2 separate regions of the Homo sapiens genome follow, and region 2 is linked to region 1. The links are chromatin contacts, found by Hi-C or POLR2A ChIA-PET in ENCODE. All regions are on one chromosome and are shown on one strand. The core of a region is the stretch at or near the end of the contact, and the rest is flanking DNA. Distances in the headings are between cores, read along the strand shown.

The links. A loop is a pair of places that touch in the nucleus more often than their neighbours do. ChIA-PET counts read pairs that join two places held with the same protein, here RNA polymerase II (POLR2A). Pooled maps may share reads with other maps.
Region 2: a map of Panc1 shows a loop between it and region 1 (17-fold over the local background). The contact joins two enhancer-like sites. A Hi-C loop is called at or near these places in 9 of 168 maps with a recorded cell type or tissue (Calu3, IMR-90, PC-3 and 5 more) and 9 of 50 pooled maps. POLR2A ChIA-PET finds 5 or more read pairs at or near these places in 2 of 52 experiments (AG04450 and HEK293).

The regions. Positions count from the first base shown.
Region 1 is chr4:119,726,065-119,733,742 of GRCh38, reverse strand. No RefSeq gene overlaps it. Among named protein-coding and RNA genes, the nearest start is that of LINC01365, 75 kb to the left of the region's middle. Within about 2 kb of position 3,467, at least 12 of the 41 ENCODE cell types and tissues checked have a DNase peak (open chromatin) inside an H3K27ac peak, as active enhancers do; they include IMR-90, Panc1 and ascending aorta, where a contact is called at or near this core.
Region 2 is chr4:120,047,406-120,055,083 of GRCh38, reverse strand. No RefSeq gene overlaps it. Among named protein-coding and RNA genes, the nearest start is that of MAD2L1, 16 kb to the left of the region's middle. RefSeq lists an enhancer at 5,006-5,385. Within about 2 kb of position 5,048, at least 13 of the 41 ENCODE cell types and tissues checked have a DNase peak (open chromatin) inside an H3K27ac peak, as active enhancers do; they include IMR-90, Panc1 and ascending aorta, where a contact is called at or near this core.

The DNA.
Region 1 (7,678 bases), core at 2,218-4,717:
ACTAGAAACATTGCTGCTTTCTGTAAACCAATGATGTTCATGAATTTGAGCATGTGTAATCACTAAAGAATGTATTAAGACAGCCTATAAGCTAGTTGGTGTGATCAGGCTGTATCCACCACTTTTTATCCTCTGTGAGGGAGTGACCAAGTGTCAAGTACCACTGCTGAATTCTCCTGCAATGAACTGGATTTACCCAGAGGCGGACTGAAATGCAAGGGTTCCCTATCCATATACCTTTGATTCTGAATAGTTTGAAGCCCTGTATTTTGTATAACCTCAGAGTATCCAGATATGAAGCAGCCTAGCCCAGATGAAAGCTTAATCAAATGAATCTCTAAGTAGACCAAGCAGAACTAACCCTTTCCATCCCTTTCTCGGGGTCTAAAAACTTAGAGCTCTCTACATCCTTCTCGCTCTCTCTTATGCAAAGGACCACAAGGATGGCTAAATACTAGAAAGAAAAGTTTTACTGGTGATATCAGCTTGCAAACTGGGAAGAGACAGTCTCCAAAGTGAATTGAAGGTGCTCTCTCTTCAAAGAGGGGAAGGAAAGGTTGAGTTTAATGTCTCACAGGGCCTGTATTATATATATCCAGCAGGTTTGGGAGAAAGGCTATACATATTTAAGAGGGAAGCCAAGAGCATGTGCAATGGGTAGACATATATAACAACAACCTCATGTTCACTTTGGGGTGGGGTTTTAGCATTAAAATGAGGGGGAATTTGGCTCTTTGTGTCAGAACATGGATACAAAGACAGCTTGTATGCAGTCTCTATGAACTGGCTGAAACTGGCCTAGCTTATCAGGAAGGAGTGTCTATAAGGCTAGTCCTCTGTTCAACCAGAGTTGCAGTGGTCTGGGTTGTAAATCAAAGTTAGGAGGGTTCTGACAATTTGCTTGATAGATCCTGTTATTAGAGAGTGTAGCAAGAGTGTGGTTTTTCTTATAGCTGTAGGAATTTAGGAAGTAGCCATGCCAGCCAATTCCTGAACCCTCAACCCAAAGGTAATTTTGTTTCCTTAACCTTTGAGTCCATCTTAGTTAATAAAGGGGCATTTATTTTGGTCTCTCAGATCACACTGTTATCCCCAGATCCATTTTTAAACTGCTAGGAAACTCTGGGTAGACTACATATCTATATGGACCATGTAACTATATGATCATTCTCTGGGTGTGTTTGGGTTCTTCACTATGAAAAAAACCATCACAGATCCCACTTCACCACTTGATTCCAGGTTGGTTTCCTTTTAAGTTCCCAGAATATTATGGAAGCAGATGAAGAGGCCCCTCACAGTTGGTCTTACCTTCTGATGCAGGTATGTTAGTGTTAGACGCTCCCATAGACCTGAGTCACACTATGTCCATTAATATAGTATGTGATGCAGAGACTTTCTTCACATTGACAGTGACAGTCTGGGTGTTAGCAGTGGTGAAGACCTACAGGTCTGCAGCAACCTCAATTCTTGCCTCTTCAGAAGAAAGGATTTGACCTAAGGGCAAAAGGCAGAGGGAGAGACCAAGGCATGTTTCAGAACATGAGTGAAAGTTTCCTAAAAAGTTTAGAGCAGGAATAAAAGGAAATAAAGTACACATGGAAGAGGGCCAAGTGGGCCACTTGAGAGATTTGAATGTCTGATTTGACCTTTGACTTAGGGTTTTAGACATTAGCATTCTGCACATGTACTGGCCTGCCAGCACTTGGGAGGGGCCGCATGCACAGTGTGTTTACTGAAGTTGTGCACGTGCTTATTTGAGGTGTTTTTCCCTTACCAGTTGGGTGTTCCTAGAGGGAGGTCATATACCAATTAAACTCCACCATTTTGCCTTTTAATACGCAGGGTTGAGCCGACTCGCCCAGCTCCTGAGATCTTACCAGGAAGCTGCTGGTCATCTGTTTCAGCTGTTTTCTATCTATAGGGAGACTGCCTTTTTCTGGTGCTGGCTGCAACCAATTATTTTAAAGAGACAGTTTAACCACTGCTTGACCATCACCTGATGGTCACTTGACATTTCTGGTTGTGGGGAGCCTCTTGTGCCCTGTTCATGTCTGCCTACCTACCTACTGTCACATGGGTACTGAGAATAGGTCGGGTTTTTTTCCTCCTATTGTTTTTCATATTTTAGCCGTAAGTTAAAATCACGATACTGATGTGTTTGTACTGTTTAGTCAACACTGGTAAGTTCACACTGTCAGCATTTTTTTATCACTATTTACCCCTAACATTTTTTTCAAACATGCCTTTGAACCAAAAGAAGAAGGATAATTTTTCCTATTTTTCCATTTTCCTTCTCCATCTCCCTGTCATTTGGGCTGCTGTTTTGTAGAACACTCTATAAAGAAATGGTCTCTCAGAAGTGATGAAATACAAGAATTTAAAACCTCTTAATTGCTATGTTTGTTTCAAATCTTACAACACTGAATTCTAATTTAGTGCTCAACATTCCATATTAACATTCCAAGCATTCTTTTATCTAGCAATGATGCAAAATATCAAGCTGAAAGTCAATCACAAGAAGACATAACATTATTCCCACATGATTTAGGATTTGTTTTATTTTGTGTTCAGGTACCTGGGAAAACATTAGGAAAAAATATTTGCCATTGAAGGAAATCAAAATATTTCACCCCAAAATATATTTATTTGAAATATTTAAAGATGGCTGTTAAGAAGAGCTAGAAATACACGAATCGATGAAGATGTCTTCTGTCAGGGAGATTTGCATTTGGAGAGAAAATCTGCACTGATGCAACCAGGCTTTCTCCAAGGTCCTCCTTTGTGCAGATCCAGGAAAGATTCACTGACAGTCTGATACTTTTACAGGCCTAAAGGAAATATTTGCCATCTATACTCCCTGAAGGCTGCTACGTGTGAGGTTCTTCTACATAACAAAACCACTTTTCCTAGCCAGGTCTTCTTCTCCTGCCCTCCTAAAACCTGATTTAGCACCATAACCTTTTTTGGGGTCATGCTCTGAGCCCTCATTCTTTCAGTAACCTCAAGATGGTATATGAGCTTCCATGCCCCCTTGAAGGGTTGGAGTAATTACTCTGTGACTCTCCCCTGTGCACACTAATAAATTTCTATGACCTTTCTCTTATTAATCTGCTTTTTGTTAGTTATTTTTCAACAAACTTTTACAAGGTGAAGGGAAAGTTTTCCCTTGGCCCCTATACCATTTTCAGGTAACCTCCATGTCCATCACGCAATGTATAACTAATTAAACAGAATTTTTAGGATTCTTTTTACGATCTAGTGGAATCTTTTAGTGTGCTATAGAATGCATTAAATATGTCAGCTTATCTCTCATTTTTCCCAAGTTTATGATGTTGTGCTTTTAAATAACTGGCTAAAAGTGGAAAAATGATTCACAAACATTGTTTATGTTTGCTTTTGCCTGACTAATGGCAGTTGTATGACATGGCCCTGGCCAATGCGTAGGGAAAGCTGCCAAGTACACACAGACAGGCCAAACATCCCTAAAGATAAGCAAGTTACAATGCATGGTCTGTGGTGACACCAGATACCTGCATGAAGTAATTCTTCAAGATAAAAGAAATTCACTTAAGGGAAGTACAGCTTGTGTTAATAAATTTTCCTCTGGTAATTGATATTTTCTCATGAAATTCCAAAAATATCCTGCTGGATATTCATAACTGTTTGGGCAGATTTTCAGTTAAACGTCCCAGTTAATTTAGATGAGGGCCAAAAGTCACAAGGAGACATAGAGCTGACTTCCTCTGTCCCATACAAAAGCAACTGGGAAACTTTGGTTGATGCCTTGCTTTCAAATGGGTGCAAAACGTTGTTGCATTAACTTGGTAAGAAACTTAAAACTATTATTAAGAAATAATCAAGAGTTTAAAAAAAATAACCAGGCTTTATGGAATAAGCCGAGATGTAGACCTTTGGCTATAATGACAGTAACCCTGGGGTGAATTTAACCCAAAGGTGTTGACACCTTAGTAAAGATAAATGAGATTGTATCAAAGCGTTTTGACAAAATATTCTTTACTAATTTTGTATAGTTTGTTTTAAAGTATGTTAGTTTAGTCTTTAGCACTTTAAACCATATTTTAATGTCTTCTACACATAATTATTTAAATACCCCCAGCATGGACTTACCAGACTCTTTCTAAGATTAGGGTGGTGGATTGAAATTGTTATTGTAATCACTTGGGTTGGGACAAGTTCTACTTTTGGCACTTGAGTCAAAGGAGAGGAATGGCAATGCAACAGAGTGAAATCACCTTTACAAAAATTATGACACTGAAAGAAATCTGACCTAACTGACTTCATTTTGCCTCTAACCTCCAAGCTGCCCTTGTTCATTCCTGGAAATAGACCAAGCTAACTATGGGAGGAATTTAATTTATAGTTCAACTTTAAAACAAAGATGATCACAGCCCCTTCCTGAAACTAAACACCCTCCACTGCCACCTTTGTAAAACTAACCACAAGGAGTCATGTAGCCAGAGGTCACAAGACTTGTATCCACCCCAATTGCCCCTGTAAGATAATATCACTATTGTAAAACCTAAGATTGGTGTTTTGAGGTATTTTTCAGCCCCTGCATTCTGATGGACCAGCTAGTACCACCCAGACTAGTAACCCATGCCAAGAAACTGGCTCAACTGGTCTTGTGACCCCACCTAGGAACTGACTCAGTGCAAAAAGACAGCTTTGACCTCCTATGATTTTATCCCCATCCCAAGCAATCAACATTCCCCATTCCCTAGCCCTCTCTGCCAAACTATCCTAAAAAAATCCCCAGCCTCCAAATTGTGGGGGATGCTGATTTGAGTAACAAACTCCATGTCCTTCCGATTGGCTAGCCATGCAATTATTAAACTCTTTCTCTACTGCAATAGCACTGTCTCAGTGAATTGGTTCTATCTGTGCAGCAGGCGGGAAGAACCTGTCAGGTGATTACAAGAAAATATACTGACTTGGGCATGAACATGTCTGATTGATATTAATGGAAAAATATCTTTTGATTCTATCATTTTTCTCCATCTCACTATCATGGTCTAATTTCCTATCTTCATTATTTCTAACATAGCTGGAGACAGTAGCCTCCTTTTTAGCTCCTGGGCCTCCAATCTCCCTCTCCCCCAATCCACCCTTTACTCTGCATGAGTGTGGTCATTTGACACCTTTCCTTAAAGCTTTGGACATTGTTCAGTTGCTTATAATCCTCAATGTTCAAACTCCTGATTTGATAAACCAATTTCTTTACAATTAATCTTCAGTCTACTTCTTCAGCTTTATCTGTAGCCATCCCATATATACTTCCAAATGTTTTAAACTGTAATGTTTATCTCAGTGGCTAATAACACAAGCTGTGCAATCAGACTGTCTTGTTACCCAATAGGACTACCTTCAGATGCATAAGCTAGAGACAAAGTACTTGGCTTCTCTAAATTTCAGTTTTCCCATCTGCAAAATCGGGATCAAAAGAGTTGTTGTGAATGTTAAATGACACATACTAATACTCAATAGGTTGCTAGTGTTAATCACAGGAAATAAACACTTTATTCATTCTTATTTTCATGCCTTTACCCAAAACTGTTTTCCTAATATGTCCCCACATCTGGCAATTTTTTTCTCTAGGATGAATTCCTGTTTGTCTCTCAAAACCTTGTTCAAATGGCAACTGCCTTTAAAATTTTTCCTTTACCATTTCACTTAGAAAAAAATAGTTGCCACCACCACAATACTCTAACAGCATTTTGTATGTATTAAATTATTATAAACTGTATCTTCAAAAATCTACACATTCGCTTTCTCCTCTGTACTCTAAGGGCTGCATGGGAAACAATAACGTCTTTGCATCCTTATATTCTGTTACAGGTTGAATTGTGTCCACCCAAAAAAAGACATGCTGAAGTCCTAATACCCAGTACCTTAGAATGTGACCTTACTTGGAAATAGGGTTGTTGAAGATGTTATTAGTTAAGATGAGGTCATACTGGAGTAGGGTAGGCCCCTAATTCAATACGACTGATGTACTTTTCAGAAGAGAGCTATGTGAAAACAGAGACACAGAGAAAATGCATATGAAGATGGAGGCAGAGATTAGAGTGATGCTTCTACAAACACAGGGACACCTAGGATTGCTAGCTGTCACCAGAAGCTAGGAAAATGTAAGGAAGGATTCTTCCCTAGAGCTTCCAGAGGGAGCATAGCCCTGCGAACACCTTGATTTCAGACTTCTAGCCTCCAGAACTGTAAGACAATAACTTTATGTTATTTTAAGCCAGCCAGTTTGTTAATGACAGCTCTGAGAAACTAATACATATCCCTACATTCAGGGAAAAAATGCCAATATATTTGTGTTGAAGAAGAAAATGGCTTTAACAATTTAACTTATTCAATATGGACTTACGTGGAAACATAGAAGCGTTGCATGAAATTGCTAAATTAGACCATCAAAAATTCTGGCTCTAAGAGTCGTTGATTCTGTGTGAGTTCATATTTATTTAATGTCATATTTCAACTTCCTGCTCCATCTAAAATTGAGATGATAGATTCTTAGGAATTAGAACGCTCATTATATTCTTCCTTGCTCAGGAATCTACACTAATTGCTTGTAAGATGGAAATTATTGTTATCATCAAAGCAGTGACGTTAAGTTTCTCAACACATGATTCATAAAAATGACACAATTATTCATATCTATATGTTATCTGTAATCTAAGGATATTGTGTCTGAGGCTGTAGATAAATTTTTCCTAAGCATTTTTATTTATAACATATATGTTCTTAGTGTTCTATTAATCTATTACATGTAGTTATGCTGATTCATGCCTTATCGACACATTAATTTACACAGAAATGACAGCATAAAGAAAGATAAAACAAATCTTATATTCTAGGCCAGAATTAAGGTCTATTCCCTATTTCAGTAACTGTAGCTTAGACAGAGGGAAATAATTCTAGAAGAATTTGGAAAGAGAAATGTAATTTTAGTCATTGTGGTTAAAAGGACATTCATTGTATAATTAAAAATTCCAAAGTACACTGGGAAGGCAGAATGCCACACTACTTGGTGCCTAAAATAACACATTATTATAAAGTAGAGCAATTTCATTTTTAGAGCATGAGAAATTCAAGACTATGAAACATTTGCTTTCTGAGATTTGTCTGAGCCTTAACTTCAAGAACATGCAGTGAAGGCGTAAACTTTATTATTAAATAGAGAATTCTGCCCTCCCTGAGCCAAACATCCAGTTTCCTGACACCTACACTTAATTTTGGCCCTAAATAGATGTCTCACCTTTTATTGTTTAGGTCTGCAAGTGCCAGGCCCCACAATGAAGGAAACTAGAATAGTCACAATCCCAGTGTACATGTTCTCCAGACGGTCATCCACTAATCATGGCTATGTTTTATGCCAGGTTCACCACTGATTTTCTGTGGCAGTTTTGGATAAGTTACTGTTCTCTGAAACTCATCACCATTATTATTGGGGGTTAATGGAACCAGGAAGCACGTTGAAGGAAGGACAATGCTTATTTCTTAATAGAAATCACTTACTAATTCTCTAGCCTAGCAACCGGTGAACTACAGCCCATGGGACAAATCCAGCCCAACACCTGCTTCTGCAAATAAACTTTTATAGGAACAGCCACTCCTGTTCTTTTATATGTTGCCTATGGCTGCCTTTCCCCTG
Region 2 (7,678 bases), core at 3,799-6,298, 320 kb before region 1:
CCTTGCAAGGGAAAGAGTCCAAACACTTTAAAAAACTTTCTAGATATGGACATATCTAGTGGATGCCTAGACATGGATATGAATTTCTTTCTGAAATGGCAGTCTCACTGACCAAGTACAGATGCTAGTGGTTTTAAAGATTGGGTCTGTGATGTGCAAAATATTTCATATCTAACATGCAGTTATTGGATCACTGTGTTCACACTCATAAGAGTCAGTACAGCTCTTTAAAAACAGGCTGTAAAGCTTACAGCCTCCAAGTCTAGGAAAGGAAATTCATGGGTATTGATCATCTACTGTATGCCAGGCACCACTGAAGTGCTTTACATCTGTTCAGCTGACTCCTAAATGAATGGAGGTTGGGGTTAGTGGGGAAATGGAAGACTTGGGCCACAAGCTGTGGTCTTAGAAACTGATGATGGGACATGGGGAGAGCCATGAGATAAAGGAAATTAAGTCTGAGTTCCAAATGAGGAGTCCTCTGGAGCAAGGAACAGCCCCCAAACCTCAATTTAGGGCTGTGAGGGAGAAGAGGGTGGGGAGAGAAGGACTGCATCCAAAATGGAAATTCTACAACTCCGCTGATGCCTCCATCGCCCCAGAGGAGACCCATAAAGCAAAACCATGAAGAAACACTGGGGAGTCTGAATCCTTTATAGAACATCTTTAGCTCAGTTTGTGGGCAGGGAAGGGATCAGTCTTCAAATTCATTCATTACATGCATTATCTCAATCCTTGCAACAACCCTGTGAGAATTGATATCCCCACTTTATAGATTTAAGAACTAAGATTCAGGAAGGTTAAGTAATTTGCCCAACTGCAAACATCCAGAATCCATGTGCTGGCCCAATTCCCAAACCAATAGGAACCAAATCCTTTTATTATATCTTGTTTCCTCTCAGAGTCTAGGGGACAGAGGAGGGTTCTCCTGCTCCAGACTTAGCTACAAAAAGACTAGAATACCGTGTGAATCTCACTCCAAATTGAGGAAGTAAGAACTTGTAGTCAAAATATTTGAATATTGCATTAACTTTTCATAATACTGCCATTAAATGTTCACACAGGGCATTTTGCTTTAAAACAGGAGCATTCATTTTCTTTCCAGCAACATTTCTTCTCTAATTCTTTCACTTGTTTTTGTAACCAAAGGTGTGTTGGAATTTGTGTTTAACATGTAATCCTGATCCTTCTACTTTGTGAGTTTTAACCAACTTGAGACATAGATGCAGGAAACAGAAGAAGATTGAAATTTATTATATGTATTATTACCCAAATTACAGCACTCTATAGTAAAGCTGGATTGGAGAATGAGCCTTACACTTAAGTCAGAAATAGGGTTTGCTACTCCTTCTTAAGTGAACCAAGCAGCCTGTGTAGTCACAGGTGGAAGGGCCAGACAACTTCATTCTTCCTTCTCCAGCCCAACTCCAACCTAGGAGGAAGCCTTGCATGCTGAATTGCCAAGGGCAAAATTAGAAAGCACTGTACTCGAGCTGCTACAAGCCATGGAAAAATTTCTTCTTTGCTGCTTGGGATGGGCTGAGAGAAAAAGTGGAGAGAGGGCCCCAGAACGTTACTCCAGTGCTGTTTTCTGTCATCAGGATTGGAACAGAAACCCTAAGAGTGGAGTAACAAGCATCCCTCCTGCTATTTGCCAGCTTTTTCATCTCTTGGTATATTACAGTGTGTGTTCCACTGGCATTATGTAAGTTGATTTTAGGTAGCATGATGACAGGCATTTTTTTAAAAAGTTTTAGTAATATATATGTTGTAATCAGAAAAATATGTAACATTGTTTATCATGAGTAAAAAATTGAGCGAAAGATTTTAAAAGTATACACAATATTTAAGGAAAAATATTATATCAGTATTAGTGTGAGCGATATGCAGACACGAAGGCCACATATGAAGGAAGGCTGGGAAACAATGTCATAACCCACTGGACTTAAGCAACTTGGAAGTAAGCCAGGGTGGGCTGTTCCTCTCAGCAGGGAAGTTGCTTGCTCACAGGGCCGTCATGTTCTCACTTTCCTAAACCCTCCTTCTTTCCACACTAATTCCCTCCAGAGCTGCCAATGGGCATTTCGCTTTTTGCCAACAAAAGTCTCTAGCAACATGAGTCAGACAGAACTGCATGCAGCACCCTAAGCAGAAAATGTATTCCCCATTCTATTTCCTATTACTGATTATGCTCAGTCATGTTGTCCAGAATTAATGAATGTATTCATTTTATATTCATGTATACATTCATGAATGTATTCATGAATGCCAAGACCAGATCAACAACATAAAAATATTCTAAAGTTGAACAATATGAAACTCTTCTCATTTTTTAACCCTCCAGACTAAATTCCCTTGCAAATGAAAAGCCCATAGAAATTAAGGTCAAATTCCTTCATTCCCAATTCTATACAATTGGCTCATTCTCAGCCAGAGGGTCTTACACTGATCTCTGGGTTCCTATAAGTTCAGCTATAACCTGGGCCGTCTTTCATAGGAATGGTTACAGCTTCTTCAGTCTTTTCAAAATTAATTCAAATTTCTAAGTAATTCAGCTCTCCAAGGGGTAACTAATCACAAAAGAAACTGTGGCTCCACTATGTAAGTTATTACAAGCAAAATTATGGTCCCCAAATTAAGTGAATGGTGTAATCTTTTTTGACACGGTTGTCGCCACCCAAAGAGCATGGCAGATAACTTAATGGTACCTGTGTTGTAGACAGAAGGACCTGAAAACAGCTGGGTTTCTGTTCCAGGGAGGGCCAGCCAGCGGTGCCAGTGTCAAGAGTTCACAGGCTGTAAATCTATATACACTGAGCAGAAACTGCCCATCAACAATTATGCTTCCACATGTTTAGTGTGTGTGTGTGTATGTGTGTGTGTGGTGGTGGTGGTGGTAGGTGTAGTGGCAATGCTTCTGGCAAACTCCCCATGTATATTACCTACTTTCTCAGTGAATGACATTTGAGACATTATTCCTTCTTAGAAAATTTAGATGTTTTGATTTCTTCATGTCTTGCATTTCATGCTTTTAGCACTTCAGTGCAAGACTGTGATTAGTCTAGATTAAACCTCTATTCCCAAATATCTTCAGGTGCGTTCTCTCTAGGAGCGTGAAGTCTCTCCTTTGTGGAAACATGAGGAATGGAGTAGTGACCATCACTCTACTCCCTTAGCACTATTTTAACTTAATAATATATCATATTGTATTTATTCAGATAATAGTAATTGTCACCACTATTCCATATGCTTTTCATTCCTACCTGGGCAGGTCAGGTTGGTCCCAGCTGACCAATAGTTAACCATAGTCAAAATTAAAAAAAAAAAAAAAAGAAGTTAAAACTCAAGGATCACAGAAAGAGCCAGGGAGTCAAGCTTACTCTTCTCAAGAAATAAGAGAATGATGTCAAAGTTTAGCAAAGCTTTAAGGAGATTCTAGATCTGATGGACTGAAATAGTCAAAAGTTAGTATTCCAAAGAATTAGGCCCCTGTAAAGACAGAACACAGTAAATTGAAAGAAGACCCCAGAAACCCTGAACTTCAGGGCAGGTACTTTTTCTGTTGCCCTTTAATTTCTTCCTGTCTCAATTGGACCTAACCATGAGTATGAGGAGAGTGACTGCAGCTGGGGAAAGAAATAGTGCCAAGAGCTGCAGCTGCAGAAAGTTTTGTTTTCATTTTTTTAACTTTTATAGTGTAAAATTAATATGCTCATAAGTTAATAAAATCAAACAGTACAGAATGGTACCAAGTGAAGAGTAAATTATCCACCTGTCTTCATTCCCCCACTCCCCACGTCTAATCTAGCTCCTTATTTTCAAACATGTTTTGTTCTGTTAGTGGTTATCACCATACCTTTAAGCATATGTTAATATTACTATTTTTTTTGTTGTTGTTTTTCAACTTTAGGTCACATCTATTGAAAGATGAGAAACTTAGTTCGTATTTCTTTATCCATCTACTCCTGAGTTTTTCTAGTCATATTATTTTCTTCTGGTGGTTATCTTTATAATTTTAAAGAATATGTTCAAGCTCTATATTTTGTTACATCAATTTTAGTATGTTGATTCCTTGCTATAGAAGGTACAAGAATTTGTGTCTGACATTGCTGGCCACATCTCTCTGCTACCTTAACATTCAGACTTTTGTGTTTTTTCCATTATCAATTTTAATACTAGTTAGATTCTCTTTTATAGTTATTATTGTCTTCCAGTTTCGTTGATTTGTTGACTCTACAAATTGAAATAGCATTTTCATTATCCTGATTATTGAATTACCCCTTATTGATTGATCAAATAGCATGAGTCTACCTATTAAGGGGAGAAAATGTAATCTAGTTCATTAATACTGAACGATGAATGTTCCAAGTGACAAGATAGAAAAGGAGTCCATAAACTCAATCTTCAAGCCTTCTTATGAAATTATTCATTTAGCCTATATCTTTAATATCCAAGAAATTAAACATAAAACATAAACATTTTTTACTGTGCTTGATTCTAGCCACCCATTCATTTGCTTCTTAACTATGAAGATGTTAATATTTGTTGAAAGATCAATTTTTCTTCTGTTCTCTTAATTACCTACTTTCTTCAGGAGTCACCTAGTATATCTGCTCCACTTGGACGTTCTCATTTTTGCTGTTTATTTCTTCTAAATTTTGTGAGTTTTAAAAATCTATGTGAATGATGGAAAAAAGGTGATCAATACTGGTAGCATGGTTTTCTACTGTGATACTAGGACTTTCCCTTTAATAAAAAGACAGATGCCATGGCTTGTGTACACAGAAGCTAGGAGTATGATTTAGGGTACATTTACATATTTTGTTCATCATGTATTTTTTACAGTTATTTTGACTTTTAAAACTATTGCATTAAAATATTATTTATCTAATTTAGTTAGTTTGGGGGCTCACCCTCAAAATTTTGTGTTCCAGGCTTCGTTCTTCTCACTGTAGTACCTGCCTTGAGACAGGGCCTGAAAGAGTAACCATCATTTCCAGTTATGGTCAGCAGAGGGCAGCAAAGGGCAGTGGAGTACGTGCTTGCTCTCAGGGCCTGGGCATCCTTCACTTTGTGGAGGCAAAAATCAGGAACTGGGAAGTAGAGGTCCAGATGGCCAGAATTAGAAGCGAAACTACTCACAGTGGCAGTGACCCAGGATAGAGACCAGGCTAAGCAGGGAGTGAAAAGGTTTAGTCAAAAGGGAGCCACAATTCGCAGCCCGGTATCTGCCATAGAGATGTGAGCAAGTAGACCTCAGGAGGTGAATCATCACTTGAGTTCTTTCGCAGTCCTGACTGCGACTCCCAGCGTCTCTCAAGCCCGCGGTGTGGCTCCTTAAAGTCTCAGGCATCGACTATCAACTGTGGAAGAGAATGAAAACTTCCTGTCTGAGAGTTGGTAACATGCTGCCAAGTGCTTAGGGGTTCCAGAACCAGCCATTTTGGGGAGGAGAGATTGAGTGGAGTATGAGCACCGAATACAAACGCTGAAGGATGATGACGATATTCGCATGTACATGCCAGCTAAATAATTTAGGAGCCTGCCTAAATGCGATGTGCTTTAAAATATAGTCCTGCCCCCCGAGCCAACACACATCTGGGAGGAAACAATGTTTCGTTGTGGAAACACCATGTGACTTTGGAATCAGACACACTGGACTCTCTGAATTGTTCGGTATGTGGCTCTTGGTTACTTAACTGATGGAGCCTCAGTTTCTCCATCTGTAAAAATGAAAATTCTTATCTCATAAGGCTACTTCGAGGAAATGCAAATGATGTACATGAACTACCTGGCAAAGAGCTTGGCCACCTGTAGTTGCTCGATTGACTTTACTACCTTTTCTCTCTGCCTTCCCTTTGGTCATGGAAGAATATCTGTAATATTGCTTGCTATTTTGAAATGTAAAGTCTTCCCATAAGCATAATTGACATTAGCTGAGAGATTGCTATGTTGGGTACCATAGAAAGTTTTCTATGGTATTATTTAAAATTCATAACAACCCTATGAGGTAACTTATCATCATCTCTGTCTTGCAGATGAGGACATGGAGGCTTTAATAGTATAACTGGTTTTCCCAGTGTCACATAGGTAGTGAGTAATGATCAGGGGTTCAAAACCAGGTAGTAGTTTGATTCCAGAGCTCATGCTCTTAACAGTATACAACCTCCTTTTCTATACAGACATTTTATCATCGATTAAAAATTTTAAGAGAAAAAATAGAATTAAGAAAATAGAAAAGAAAGAGGGAGAAAGAGAGAGAGGGAGAAAGAGAGAGAAAGAGAGAAAGAGGAAATAGTGTAGTTTTGTCTTTGTGATGTGCTTAAATGTTGGTATTACTGGCATAGCATCACCTTGTACTATCTCTTCTATGTGATTTTTAGGGTGAAAATTCAGTTTAAAGAAATAAATGAGAGACTGCTATGGACTGAATTGTGTCCCCCTAAATTCATATATTGACGCCCTCACCTCTCTCTCTCCCTGCCATGTAAAAATATAGTTAAAAAGTGGCTGTCTACAAGCCAGAAAGAGAGCCCCTACCAGAAACTGAAAATGCCAGCACCTTGATCTTGGACTTTAAACCTCCTGTGAGAAATAATTTTTTTCTGTGAGAAATAAACTTTTGTTGTTTAAGTAACCCAGTCTATGGGATTTGGTTATGGTGGCTTGAGCTGACTGAGACACAGACTCTGTCACTGTTATTCTATTAAGAGCTCATCTATCAAATTAAAATAAATAACAAGAATAATTTTTATTGGCTTTTTTCTCATTTTTTTCTAGTTTTTTAAATTGTTTTTTACATAACATAAATTTGCCATCATATTATTTTAAGTGTACAATCAGTAGTATTAAATACATTCATAATGTTGGGCAACCATCACCACCATCCATCTCCATAACCTTTTTCATCTTGTAAAATGGAAATGCTATTACCATTAAACAATAACCCCTCATTCTCCCCTCCCTCCAGCCCCTGGTAACCACCATGCTTCTTTTTGTAATCATAATTTTGTCTGATAGATATAGCTGATTCATGTGTTGTTTAAGTTCACTATTTCCTACCTATTTTTTGTCTGGTTGTCCTATTCATTATTGACAGTGGGATATTAAAATCTCCAACTATTATTGTAGAACTGATTATTTATCCATGCAATTTTCAGTTTTTGCTTTATGTATTTTAATTGACTGTTTTTAGATGCATGCATGTTTATACTTGTTATAACTTCTGCTGGGTTGAACCCTCTAAGTGTGCAATGTCCTTCTTTGTCTCCTCCTTTGTCTCTTGTTCTTGTCTTTTCTGATTTAAAGCTTTTTTAAAAAAATATTTGTATAGCCATCTCTTCTCGCTTCTGGTTACTGTTTGCATGGAACATCTTTTTTTCATTCTTTCACATTCCATCTATTTGTGCCTTTGGATCTAAAGTGAATCTCAATGTCAGGCGCAGTAGTATATGCCTGTAGTGATAGCAACCCGGGAGGCTGAAGCAGGAGGACCATTTGAGCCCAGGAGTTCGAGTCCAGCCTGGGCAACATAGTGAGATCCCATATCTCATAAAAAATTTCAAAATTAAAAAAAAATAAAGTGAGCCTCCTGCACGTAACATATATTTGGATTATGGTTTTTAATCCATTTGGCCAATCCTTTAATTGGAGTGTTTAATGCATTTACATTTAAAGT